Linked DNA regions of Mus musculus: region 1 is linked to region 2. Evidence: chromatin contacts called from ENCODE Hi-C or POLR2A ChIA-PET data. All regions are on one chromosome and are shown on one strand. The core of a region is the stretch at or near the end of the contact, and the rest is flanking DNA. Distances in the headings are between cores, read along the strand shown.

Region 1 (6,854 bases), core at 1,829-4,328, 550 kb after region 2:
AGGCAGGGGTAGGGTATTGGGGACTTTTGTCCCTGTCTTTCCTGGGACGATATAAACAATTATCTATTCACCCCTGGCAGGGCACCAAAACTAGACCTCACGTTTACTTACCTCGGTGAATCAGTGAGTTCAGTTGGGTGGATACTTACAGGAGCGTGAGCAGGGGTTACCCACAGGAGTATAGACAACTCACGGGCGTTGGCACCACTTCAGTCTCTAACCCAACAACCAATAACTGCTCTTCATCCTGGGAGGAGCAGGGCCTTGTGTGTCGAGTGCAGCACTTCACAAGCCCACGCACGAGCCCACTCTCCTTCCACAGTGAATGTTAGTGGGTCTGATCTTCTGAGGGTCTCGTGTGGGTAATCCCAGCAACAACCATGTGGTGCCCAGAGCACAGCCTTCTGTAGCAGGAGGCCACAGAGAAACTTAGAGGAGACATGACTGAATGAAGAGAAGAAATAAGGAAAGGATGTGACTGCTCCTCAGTATGGAGGGGGAGAAAGTAGATAAAAGGGAGAGTGTTAGCATTTTGTCTAAGCTCTGCCCCATAGTTACCTGGCAACAGCCAGGTGTGCCTGACTCACTATAAAAGGGGCTGCTTGCCCCTCCTCTCTCTCTCTTGCCCTCTTGCTCTTGCTTTCCTGCTTTTCATTCCTGCTCTCTCCCCATTTCCTTTCCCCCTCTTTCTCCATGTGCTCATGGCTTGCCTCTCCTCCTCCTCCTCCTCCTCCTCTTCCTTTCCTCTCCTCTCCTCTCCTCTCCCCTCCTCTCCCCTCCTCTCCCCTCCTCTCCCCTCCTCTCCCCTCCTCTCCCCTTCCCTCCCCTCTCCTCTCCTCTCCGCTCCTCTTTTCTCCCCTCCTCTCCGCTCCTCTTTTCTCCGCTCATCTCCTCTCTCCTCTCCCCCTTTCTCTGCCTCTGCTACCCTCTTGACCCCTCTCCCCATGCCCTGAATAAACTCTATTCTATACTATCCCGTGTGTGGCTGGTCCCATAGAACATATTTCCCCTGTCTTTGTCTTTTTATAAATACATCAGAGAGTGTGGGTAAAGGCAGGACCATCCAGAGTGGACATGACTAGACCAAGCTGGACCATGTGGGGAGAAGGGGGGGACCATGTACAGCTGTCAGGAGTCCAAAGGTACAAAAGGAACTGGGACTCTGGGTTTAGGGCTGGAGAGATGTCTCAGTGGTTAAGAGCACTGACTGCTCTTCCAGAGGTCCCGAGTTCAATTCCCAGTGACCACATGGTGGCTCACAACCATTTGTAATGAGATCTGATGCCCTCTTCTAGTGTGTCTGAAGACAGCGACAGTGTACTCATATACATAAAAATAAATAAATCCTTTTAAAAGAAAAAGTCTGGGTTCTATAGGGAAGATCCTGTAGTGGAAGGGTAGCCCACCCTCTAGGCTGCAGAGTTCAGGGTAGAGAGAGGGGTGTGCCAGCCATAGCCTGTCAGGTAGGAACTGGGGGTGGCTGGGAAAAAAACAGGCTGCCGGGTTAGCTTTGATATGTTAATATGCATCTCAGCAGGGAGTCCCAGTTCGAAACTTAATAACAATTAAGGAAAGGTGCAGCTATAAGCCAAGGGATACCAGGGTCTTTGGATATCACTGGAAGCTAGAACAAGACTTGGAAGAATTCTCCCCTTGATGCTTCAAAGGTGAATGGCAGAATTGATATAACCCATTCCAGACGTTCAGCCTCAGGAAGGGAGAGGAAGTGGGTTCTACAGTGAAAATGAACTCAGTTTGTGGTAATGGCAGAGAAACCCTAGAAACAAGCCCAGTGGAAACAGGGAAGACGCTCTTGGTATTAATCTTAGTGGAAATCAGCTCTATTGGCGGGTAACGTGCTGTGCTCAAATACCTTAAAACATCTCGAAACACCCATACTGTACTAACATTTAAGTTATCAACTAACAATAAGTTATGACAATAACTAGCATGAGTGGGTTTTAGTATGATTAGTTGTCATAGAGCATCCAATGTAAAAAGGCTCAAAGAGAACATAGTTGACTAATTAGTAGTAGTAGTAGTAGTAGTAGTAGTAGTAGTAGTAGTAGTAGTAGAAGAGGTAATTTGAATCATTTGCCCCGTTTGGCAAGCTATATTTTCTGCTGATTGCAATGTTCATTGGCAGAACCCCTCCACAGGTTTAACAGTAAACTAAAGAGGCCTTTAAAATATGCGCCATACCCATCACCTGTTCCTGAAGATTTCCTTGAGAACTTCAGCGGTAAATAGAAAACTTTCAGCTGCCGAAGAGTTTTAGCACAGGGTAGCTAGCAGGTGACGCTGATGACAGTCGCTCGGTTTCTGTAACTCTAGAGTGGATACTAGTCACCACCGGAGCATAGGGGTGGGGAGCGGGCAGCGGTGCCTTTGAAACAGATCACAGGGGACCAGGTCCAGGAGGCTGGTATGTAAAGAAATTTCCAGGGTTTTCCAGTGTTCAGCCAAGGCGTCCAGAAAAAGTGCCCTAGGGCAGGCTAAGGAAAAAGAAGCACTGCAAACGATTTTGTAAACGAATATTTCTCGAGACAGTTTTCTCAGATTTTTTTTTTTCTTTCTTTTTAGACCAGGCTGGCCTCGAACTCACAGGGGTTCGTCTGCCTCTGCCTCCCTGGTGCCGGCCTCGCCTAGATTTTTGTTCACATAACCAAACGTTTATGTGCGGTACGACCCCATCTCTGAGAATACGAGCAAGGCTCGAAATTTAAACTGTTTCTGAGAATCCTGTTTTCATTGGTATTTACAAGAAATGAGCCGTCAAGGATGCTCTATCAGACCAGTTAGCATCTAAGACCTAGTTTCCAAATTATAACTTAGGCAATATTGACTGGGCAGGTTTGGCGCCACCCTGTCACCCAAGGATCGCTTCTGAGGGCTTTAAGGGCAATTAACGGCGGTCTCTACATCACTCAGGCAGGGAAGGACCACTCGGACAGCTCAGAGACCACGCGGCCCCGCCCTCCACGGCGCCCCGCCCCCTTCCGGACACGGCGCCCCGCCCACTCGCGTCTCCGGAACCTCCGCTCGGCCAGCGTCGTCGGTCTGTCGGCCCTGTGTCTCCGTTCCGCTCGTCTGACTTAGGCACTGTTTTTGTTTGCGACGCTGTCGCGGAAGGGTGCGCTTTACGGCCGCGGGAGGACGCAGCGAGTCGGCGCCTTGGGCCTCTCGGCCGGGAAGCGGGGTAGGCGGGCGAGGTTGATGCCCGGCGGCGGGGCGAGCACGGCGTCTGGCCGGCTTCTCTCCTCAGCGGATCCCAGAGGGGCGCGGGAGGCAGCGGCGTTCCGGAGCGGCCCGGCGGGCTCGAGCGGAGGCCGAGGCGGAGCAGGCGGCCCTGGGCCAGGGATTGGAGGCCCCGCGGGCAGGATGAGCCTGACCCCGAAGGAGCTCTCGAGCCTGCTGAGCATCATCTCGGAGGAGGCGGGCGGCGGCAGCACCTTCGAGGGCCTGTCCACCGCCTTCCACCACTACTTCAGCAAGGCCGACCACTTCCGCCTGGGCTCGGTGCTGGTGATGCTGCTGCAGCAGCCGGACCTGCTGCCTAGCGCGGCGCAGCGCCTCACGGCGCTCTACCTGCTCTGGGAGATGTACCGCACCGAGCCGCTCGCCGCCAACCCGTTCGCGGCCAGCTTCGCGCACCTGCTCAACCCGGCGCCGCCCGCCCGCGGCGGCCAGGAGCCCGACCGGCCCCCGCTCTCAGGTACGTCCCGCAGCCAGCCGTGCGGGCGCAGCCAGCTGTTCTGGGGTGGGGGTGGGAGGGGGGTCGTCAGCTAGGGACATTCAGCCTCCTTGGAGGGGATCGACCCTCCCTCCTTTTCCATACTTTCTTTCCCTAAAATAGGGGAGAGATAGAAGTTGCAAGTTTTGTTTTTTTGGTTTTTTTTTTTTTTCAAATTCACTACACTCCAGATGATCCCTCCCAATCGAAAAAGCCAACACATCGTACAAGCCCACAAACGGGCTGGACATATTTTAGTATGCCAGATACGGTTCATTCTTGATTGTAAGGTCCTGAGGTATGCGAAGTTACAGCCAATGGCACTGAGTTTACCCCCTTTTTAAGCCTCCGAGTAAAGAAGTCGGTATTAAGAACCTGAGGTTGAAGTCCACATCACCACAATATCTAAAGTCTTTGCAGCCAACTCCTTGGTTAGCTGTAATGTCGCGTGAGGAGAGGATGAAGTCGTTTCTAATTAACCATTCAAAGATGCATGTGTCCTGGGCAGTATTGTGGAATGTTTGCTTTTGCAGCATTGCTAAGATCAGGCATAGATTACACCTGAGGATGCGCCCCTAAATTTGGTGCTGTGGATGGAACCCAGGGTCACTTCCTCTATACCATGAGCCTCGTCCAGGACTCTGGGACAGCTGTACCACTCACAGGCTGACATACATGTACATATGTACATATATATAGATATAGAGATAGAGATAGAGATATAGATATACACACACATATACATATATATATAATTTTTAAAGTATGTTTAAATTTGTAGGAATCTAAGTATTTGATAACAAAAAGTTCTCAACAGCTATTAAAACCTTACGTTTCATTGACATTTCCATAGATCACAGAATCTCAAGCGATATATTTGTTTATGGATTACTATGTGTACTAAGTGTGAATATTCAATCAGCTGGAACTCAGTTACATTTAGATCATAAGAATAGCTCCACGTGGCAAGTAGCAAAGTTTCCAGTTAACTTTTAAAGTTAAATTTTAAAACTTTACCAGTACCCATTGGCGAGAAACCGGCATGCATTCTTATTTGCAGGGTTCCTGCCTCCTATAACTCCACCAGAAAAGTTTTTCCTCTCCCAGCTCATGCTGGCACCCCCAAGGGAACTGTTCAAAAAGACACCTCGCCAGATTGCCTTGATGGACGTTGGAAACATGGGACAGTCTGTGGACATTAGCGGCCTTCAGTTAGCCCTGGCAGGTGAGGGAGGGCCAGTGATTGGGACATTCTTGTCGGTTCTTGAGATCCCCTGCTTAAAATCAACAAGTTTTTTCTTTTAAATTTACATTTCTGCTGTTTTTGTTTGATCCTCTCCCATCCTGCCCTGCCCTGTCCTTTCCCTGTCTCCCTGTCTGCCACCCCCTCTTTTGTTTGTTTGTTTTGAGACCAGGTTTCTTTGTGTAGCCTTGGCTGTCCTGGAAGAGCTGGGTAGAGCATGCTGGCCTCTAACTGAGCTCTTACTGGCTGACTCTGAGTACTCAGGCACGCAGCCCCAGGCCAGGCCCGCTCCAGTCCCCATCCCAGATCACACCCTTGTACCCCAGCACCTCCTCCACTCTCTTTTCTGTTTCCTTATTCTGTGCTTCTGATTGACACCCAGCCTGGTCTCTGCCCCGCACCTCCCTCCCTGCCATCCACCTCACTCCATGTTCTCTTTTGGAGTTATTTTAATATTATTATTGTTTGGTTTATAGGGATTAAAGATATTTACTTTGAACTCCTGATCTGTTCACGATGTTCTCAATTTTAAAATGTTCTGTGCCACCCTGCCCCTCCCCCTGCCCCCCAGGCTGGCCTTGGGTTCTTGACTCTCGTCTCCGCCTTCCAGGTGCTGGCATTACAAGGTCTAGCTTAAATGCTTTGAATGCTTCTTGTCTGAATCTGTTCCAGAGCGTCAGTCTGAGCTGCCAACCCAGAGCAAAGCCAGCTTCCCAAGCATCCTCAGTGACCCAGACCCGGACTCGTCCAACTCTGGATTTGACAGCTCAGTTGCCTCTCGGATCACAGAGTCTTTAGTCAGTGGCCCAAAGCCACCTATTGAAAGTAGGTATATGGGGCTTAGTTCATGTTCTCAGGGTTGTACTCTAGCAGCACTCGGGAATTCTACGTTTCTTACAGTACCTGATGACAGACTAACTGCCTTGCTGTCTAGAATATAGCAGACACAGACACCAGCTAGTTATACACTAGGATGTTTATTGCTTATTTGATGTACACCCCCCCACACACACACACACACATGCCTGCAGATAAAAATTCAGGTTTTACCAAAATGACTGTGTTTGTTTTAATGAGATAGTCTCATGTAGCGCAGAGTAGTCTAGAAATTTCCTGTGTAGCTGAGGATGACCTTAGAGTCCTGGTCATCCTCGGCTGAGAGTAGGATCCATAATCCAGCCACCCACCTCTGTCCTCTGTGGGAAGTGCTCTCTGGAAGGCTAGTGATGGACTGGGTAAGATCTGCTCTCAGGACAGAGAGAACTTCCTGCTGTACACCAGAGGCAGCGGAGAGGAGTGGGAGCTCGTGTGTCCCAGTTTAGTGGAAATTACTAAGTTTTCATCTCCTGGGCTTTTGTGGGGCTTAGCAGGCAGGTGGAGCCCACAGCTGGATAGACAGCTGGGTGTCTGTCTTGTTAAGTACTGAGATATAAAGTATACGTTGTCTTTCTTGAGAGTGGTCATTTGGGCATAGCACTGTGGGTCACTGGAGTTAGGGTGCAAGTGTTTATACAAGAACATAATAAGCCACTGGGGGCAAGCTGTGTGGTTGTGATTGTTGAGGCTTTAGCCTTTCTTTCTGGGCTTTTCAGCTGTGGAGCAACCAAATGAAGTATGATGTTAGTTCAGAAGTACTAACTAGTTTACTTTAGTGTGTCAATAATTGATAACTTACACATCAACCTTGAATTGTGGGGATAGCCCCAAGAACTCTGTTTAGTATTCTGAGGTGTCCTAGGGTCCACAAAAAGAAAGTTAAGGGGGAAAAACTCATAAAATTTTAGTTATATGTTAACTGCGATGAGAAATACCTTTAATCCCAACTCTCGGGAAGTAGAGGCAAGCAGATCTCTGTGAGTTTGAGGGTAGCCTGGTCTA
Region 2 (7,008 bases), core at 2,985-5,484:
ATTAAGAGTTCCTCTTCCCAGATGTGTCTAGGTTCATGTCAAGTTGACAAAACCAACCAAAACTCTAGGCATGGTTATCACTGGCCATCCTAGGGGGAAAATGACCATAGGAATAAGGCTGTGGGCCTTCACACAGGAGATGACACTGTGTCAGGGTCAGTGGGCAAAATCCAACATGAATGCTTTGAGGCTCTGTCCCTCAAATGAGATATCTGAGTAGTTCTAGAAGAATCTTGACTCAAATTAGCAGAAGCCAGAAGTTACTCTAAAGGTCTGAAAGTTAATAAAAGCATGGCATTTTTCTAAGTTCTATTATATTAGTGGAATTAGTCAATGTTTTACAAATTGATCATTTTTATTGTTTTGAAGAAATAGAGTTCTTTAGCTTAATTAATGTATATCAAAGTTATTTGCAGAGCTTGCTTCCCCTATCTCAGGCTATCTCCTGCTGCAAGCTGTCTGCAGCAGCCACTCTATCTTCAACTGTCTCCTGCCACTTAAAGAATCTTCCCTTTCCCTGTCAGTGTAAACAAATTCAAGACCAGCCGGTCCCTTCCCTATCTGCAGGGACAGACAGACTAGTGGTCATAAAGACCACAGCTGCCAGAAATGACCATCCTTGAGAAAACTTCCCTACCCCTCCTCGGTCTGAATTCTGAGGAAAACTACAAACTGCTTTGACCTTGCTGATTGCTGACTAAGTTTCCTGCCAAATTAAAATTATACTGTTGCTTTATTAGCCAATAATAAAATAGGTGTGTGAGCCCCTTCACAAAAAGTATAGATTAGCTGTGTTTTAAGCAATCGGGGTTGACTCTCCCTGTGAGGCTGAGCAGCCCCATGCGCATCGGAATAAAAACCTCTTGTTATTACAGCTCGTCAAGCTGTGTTTCTGGGGGTTGAGTTCTCTATACCTGGGCTCTGGGGGTCTAACAGTTTCTTTTTTTCAGTGTAAATGAACACTCATGTTTGTGACTGATCTTATAGCCATCATATTATAGTCATAATTTTGTACTCTTTTCTTAAAGAGGGCCCCAAGATTGAATGCATGTCATATACCACACTATTGTACCTGGTCTTGTCTTAGTTACTTTTCTATGGCTGTAATAAGACATCAGGACTGAAATGACCTACAGAAGGAAAGGTCTCTTTGGCTTCTGGTTCTAGAGTGATGAGTCTGTCCATCATGTGGGGAGCCAGGTGTACTGACTGGTTTTGGGTGTCCACTTGATACAAGCTGGAGTTATCACAGCTTGAGGTTTGGAGTCCCCCCCCCCCTTGAGGAAATGCCCCCATGAGATCCAGCTGTAAGGTATTTTCTCAATTAGTGATCAAGAGAGGAGGGTCCAGCCCATTGTGGGCAGTGCCATCCCTAGGCTGATAGTCCTGAGTTCCATAAGAAAGCAAGCTGAGCAAGCCAAGGGAAACAACCCAGTAAGTAACATCCCTCCATAGCCTCTGCATCAGCTCCTGCTTCCTGACCTGCTTGAGTTCCAGTCCTGACTTCCTTTGGTGATGAACAACAGTATAGAAGTTTAAGCTGAATAAACCCTTTCCTCTCCAACTTGCTTCCTGGTCATGATGTTTCTGCAGGAATAGAAACCCTGACACATGGCAACAAGAGATGGGCACCAAAGCAGAAAGCTAACAGCTCACATTGCAGCTGTGAGCAGGAAACAGAAAGAAGGCAAAAATGGAAGTAGCACAAGACTTTAAGCTCTCAGTATTGACCCAGAGACATATTTCCTCCACAATGGCCACGCCTCCTAAATCTTCCCAAACAATGCCACCAACTAGGAACCAAATGCTGAAAACTACGGGGCTACTTCTCATTTTAACCGCCACAGTTCTTAAATAAAAATTTGCTATAGGTTTCTTACTCCTATCCCTGCCCCCAGATCTCACTTCTCCCTATAGTTAACAATGTTGCTTTCTGTTTGTGTGTGTGTGTATATGTCTCTGTTTCCATTTGTAAAATTAAAGATGCAACCACATGTAACTATATTTTTACTTAACTTTTTATTTTATACCCAAAGCACTGGGCTTATATACATTATTCCTAAACAAAAGGGTGATTAAATCTTTTCATTTTTCTCTTTTGATTTATTTTTGGTTTTAAGTAATAGTCTGAAAAGTTCCCTGCCCTACCTCCCCCCATTTCTAAGTTACAAAATTAACCCAAGTACAGCAGCATAGTTTGTAGTGTTACCTACTATGGCCACTAACTACAGTACGAGTGACCAAGGCAGCTCAGTCAACAGGGTCTCAAGGGAGGGAGGGAGGGGGGATTGAAAAGAAAAAGGCAATTAGACAGCATTATAACATGATTCCAGCCAGTGCTGAGTCTGAAGAGGGTTTGTTTTTCTCCAGTCCACTTCTATATCATTCTAGGTACATACAAAGTATAAGGTCAGTTCTAGGTCAAGGAACAAACAAGGCAATAAAAAGTCCCGAGGTATTCAGGAACTTATCAAGATGGTCAAGATCTTGAGCCTGCTTCCATGTCCTGGCTCAATGCCAAATTCCTGACAAATTTATAGAAGCAAACCCAATAGCTCTTTTCACAGGAGAATAGTTCAAAGTCAGCCTGGCTTACATAGCAAAACCCCGTCTTTAAAAAAGTTAAGTTAGCCCATGTTTTCCTTTAATGAGTTTTCTTCTTTAAATTGTAGTGTATGCCGTAAAGTAGGAATTCAGTTTTATCTGCCTCCAAATGACTATCCAGTGTTTCCTACGTCCTTCATAGAAGGTCTACATACCTTCCCCAGTCAACTAAGATTTATACACAGTGTCATGCTGTGGCCGAGGCTTGTCTCAGAACTCATGATGTAATCTCCAATTAAAGGCTCAGCTGAACAGTTTGTTTCTCGTGTGTATTCAGTTAAAGACTTTATCCATGTTGTAGTCAATGTAATAAAACCAAAAGTCAAGACAATGAGTTAACAGGGGATTGTTCTGAAGCACACCTGCTGTAAAAAGCAACTGGGAACATTATTTCCAATACACCAGGATACATCTTTCAGTGGATCCACCTGGAGCAAGGAAAGGGCAAACCACACCTGCTTTACTGCTGTGCGGTGGAGAGAAGCCTGTGATCAAAGTCCCTCAAGTTAAACTATCTCACAAACTGATTTTGGAAGTGAAAACTGGGAAAATTCATTCACAACACTAGGCAAATTAATTAACACTTTAAAAGGTCTGTCTGTAATCTGGTTGGAATGTGTTGGGTTAAATTAAATCCATGCTCCTTGTTTTTTTCAGGGAATAGTGTAATTTTTTTTCTATATTAGTGATTATTCCCCAGAAATTATCAGTTCCGAGTCCTCAGCTGCAGGGATTTAAGTTGTCTGGAAATAACACCTTAGTGTAACTGTAGTTTTTGTTTGTTTTTATAGACAGAGGTTCACTCTCTAGCCCTGGCTGGGTCTCCTGAGTATTGGAATTATAGATGTGAACTACCACACCTAGACACCTGCAGTTTTGAAAGCTCCTTGGTAATTCCAAAGTGTACCCACGGTGTGTGCTTGAGCAGAGGCAGCAAGGTAGTCCAGGGCTGTGGAAGGCCTTTTAACTCCCGTGCTCTCAGTTCCAGCTCCGAATGCTGTGGATCGCCCTGGAGCCTGTGCTTTTGCTCAGGGTCACACGAGTCTGGTATTAACCAGAGAAAATGATTCTCACTGTGGCCTTTTCCTTTTGTGAGGGTGAAGGGGCGTGGAGCCCAGGCGTTCCCCACTCCACCGGTTTCTCAAATCTGATGCTGTAACCGCAGAGGTTAGACTATGCTCTAAACAAACCCAGTGAGCTCAGTAAACAAACCCAATAAGCAATTCATCCCATTCAACAGAGAAGGTGTGTGACCTCCAGGTGACCCGGGTCACTTTTAATCCTAGCATCGGGTCACTGTCAGGCAATTCTGCTTCCGACAGGCTCCGATTGGCGGCCCGGGAAGTCGCAGAACCTATGCTTACCTCGGGTCAGCCCCAAACAACCAGCCACTTTCCCTAACAAGGTAGCGCCTGGACATGGCCCGAATGACGTCACCCTATAGTCCCACCCACCGGAGGCACGGCCTGTCATTCCAACGCTCTCAGCCTTCGCCCGGGTTCCTGAGGACCAGGCGCAGACTCCAGTCTTCACTTCCTCCTTGGCTCCGCCCTTTTCGTGCCTGGGGGCGGGGAGAAGACCGGAGGGGGCGGTGCCGCGCGTGCGCGGAGAGGAGCGGAGGGGCTGGGGCAGAGGGCTGGTTTGAGTGACTGAAGGCAAGATGCAGGTGAGTGTGGCGAGCTCGGGACCCCAAGTCTGCGGTCGTTTGGCTTGGTGGGCTCGCGCCAGACCCGGAGCCGGGTCTACATGGATTAGTTACAGAACTCGGCGGACTGCGGGGAGGCCCGGCGCAGGCGCACTGCGAGAGGGCGGGTGCGGTCCCTCCGGCCTCCTGGGCTGGGCACTCCTGCTCCGGTGCGTCCTGCCCCGCAAATCTCTGTCCTTTGGTAGGCACCGGACTTTGGGCTCGTTCTCCTCCAGGCCTGATGAAGGCCCCGACCCTCCTGCCATCTAGAGCTGACTCTAGATGGTCCGTTGGGAGTGCTTTCTGGTTTCCAGATCTGAACTCTAGGCCTCACGACTATTGTTAATTTCTAATATGAAGAAAGGTGGAACTCCTTAGCAATTTTTTTTCCTTTTTTGAGCTGGAATTAGACAAAAGCCCAAAGAAAGTGTGTTAGAGAACCGCATCGGAATAGCCTTAGAAGAGCAAAAGTATGCGTCAGCCACTTTGTCGCCAACCTTCTATGTGGCTGTGTTTAAGGATTCTGAAGAGTCTGGATGGAGGGTAGATGGACCGTGTAGTTGTGGGCTCCGGCTTAAGAGACAGACCTTGGGGACTGGAGGGGGTGGTCATCTACACATTCAGCAAGCCGGCCACACCTACACCTGGGAGGCAAGAACAGGCTCAAGTAAAGGGATATACCTAGTATTTTGTGCTTACTAAACATTAGCCGTCAGGAGTGACTCTGGAGCAGGCCAGGCGTCTGCTATTCTCAGATTTATCCTTTAGACTCTAAAGCTTAGGGAAGTCTGTGGGTCTAGCCACAGTCTTCCTCTTCCCCAAGTCTACTGCAGGCTCTCAGGACAGACAGATGGTCAGTCAGCATGTCACAGCGTTTTTGCATTTTCAGGTCCCTCTGCCTGGAATGTAACTTCCTTTGGTCTCCAGGTTCCTCTCGTTGGGGAAGAGTTCTCAGGACTCAGATAAACCTTCTTTAATTAGTGCGTAGCTCTGACCTGTTGTTTAGAGAGGCCCAGCTTCAAGCAGACACCTTTCATGGTTTATGTAGGGTTAGCCAGTCGTCTCCTGGTGTTTTGGGGTTTTGTTTGTTTGTTTGTTTTTTCTGAAGCTGAAATGCGCAGGTTTCTGGTTAAGACAGTGTTTGCTGTATCGTTGCGTAGCTCTGACCTGTTGTTTAGAGAGGCCCAGCTTCAAGCAGACACCTTTCATGGTTTATGTAGGGTTAGCCAGTCGTCTCCTGGTGTTTTGGGGTTTTGTTTGTTTGTTTGTTTTTTCTGAAGCTGAAATGCGCAGGTTTCTGGTTAAGACAGTGTTTGCTGTATCGTTGGCGGTCACTTCTCAAGGAAGGGGAACTGGTGGATGTTCACCCCTTTGAGAAAAAGGAAGGGATAAGCAGTCGACAGCAGCAGGAGCCAGGGTCTTAGGGTCACTACCGCCACCCGTCAAAAGCATCCAGGGAAGAAAGGGTTAATTGGGCTCACACTTCTATATCACAGTCCATCACTGAAGGAAGTCAGGCCAGGAACTCAGCAGACCTGGAACCTGGAGGCAGGAGCTGATGCAGTAGCCCTGGAAGGGTGCTGCTCACTGGCTTGCTCCTTGTGGCTTGCTCAGCCTGTTTTTCTTATAGACCCCAGGGCCACCAGCCCAGCGGTGGTCACTCTGACAATGACAAACTCTCTCATCTATCACCAATTAAGAAAAATGCCCTAGGACTGGAGAGATGGTTAAGCGGTTAAGAGCACTGTCTGCTCTTCCAGAGGTCCTGTGTTCAATTCCCAGCAACCACATGGTGGCTCACAACCATCTGTAATGGGATCTGATGCCCTCTTCTGGTGTGTCTGAAGACAAGTACAGTGTGCTTACATACATAAAATAAATAAATAAGTCTTAAAAAAAGAGAATCTTGTTCTTCAGATGATTGTAGCTCGGGGCGAGTTCTCATAAGACTACCCACTATCTGTAGTTCAGTTTTAGCTCTGTTGTCTCAATTCAGAGGCAGTTTCTAATTTTGTTTTCTTATTCCTGTGTAACATAATATTTCCTAAGTAAACTTGTTAATCACACTTAATTAAAGTTAAAGCTTGCTGTTTTCTTTTTCTCTTTCACTCTTGCTGACTCCATTCCACCCTCATATAATTAAATGCCCTCTCTGGAGCATCCACCTCTGTAAACTCGGTCCATATAACCCCGTGGACCAACAGCCTGTTGCTCAGTGCACACGACACAGCTTGTCTCCATAACAGTGTGCAGCTTGTGCCGGTGCCCATTTTTTTTTTTTTATATATTTTTTTTTCCATTTTTTATTAGGTATTTCGCTCATTTACATTTGCAATGCTATACCAAAAGTCCCCCATAGCCACCCACCCCCTCTCCCCTACCCACCCACTCCCCTTTTATGGACCTGGCGTTCCCCTGTACTGGGCATATAAAGTTTGCGTGTCCAATGGGCCTCTCTTTCGAGTGATGGCCGACTAGGCCATCTTTTGATACATATGCAGCTAGAGTCAAGAGCTCCGGGGTACTGGTTAGTTCATAATGTTGATCGCCGGTGCCCATTTATAGCCTCCCTCTTCCTCTTGCCTCTTGCCTGTGAGAACTCCTTGAGAAGGCAGGGCAGGCTCTCAACCAGGAGCCTGCGAGCAGGTATGAGGACCAGAGATCTTTGGAGGATTGTTGCTTACTGGCTTGTCCCTTCTGGCCTGCTTTGTTTGCCTTTT

What was found. Hi-C counts contacts between places; a loop is a spot of excess contacts on that map. ChIA-PET counts read pairs that join two places held with the same protein, here RNA polymerase II (POLR2A).
Region 1: a map of heart shows a loop between it and region 2 (4-fold over the local background). The contact joins the promoter of Cnot11 here to the promoter of Pdcl3 in region 2. A Hi-C loop is called at or near these places in 1 of 37 maps with a recorded cell type or tissue (heart). POLR2A ChIA-PET finds 5 or more read pairs at or near these places in 1 of 5 experiments (Patski).

The regions. Positions count from the first base shown.
Region 1 is chr1:39,532,623-39,539,476 of GRCm38, forward strand. It overlaps Cnot11 (CCR4-NOT transcription complex, subunit 11), which reads left to right and starts at 3,079. Exons shown (of 7, transcript NM_028043.3): 1 at 3,079-3,715; 2 at 4,794-4,958; 3 at 5,649-5,801. The coding sequence starts at 3,217.
Region 2 is chr1:38,983,580-38,990,587 of GRCm38, forward strand. It overlaps Pdcl3 (phosducin-like 3), which reads left to right and starts at 4,235. Exons shown (of 6, transcript NM_026850.4): 1 at 4,235-4,270. The coding sequence starts at 4,265.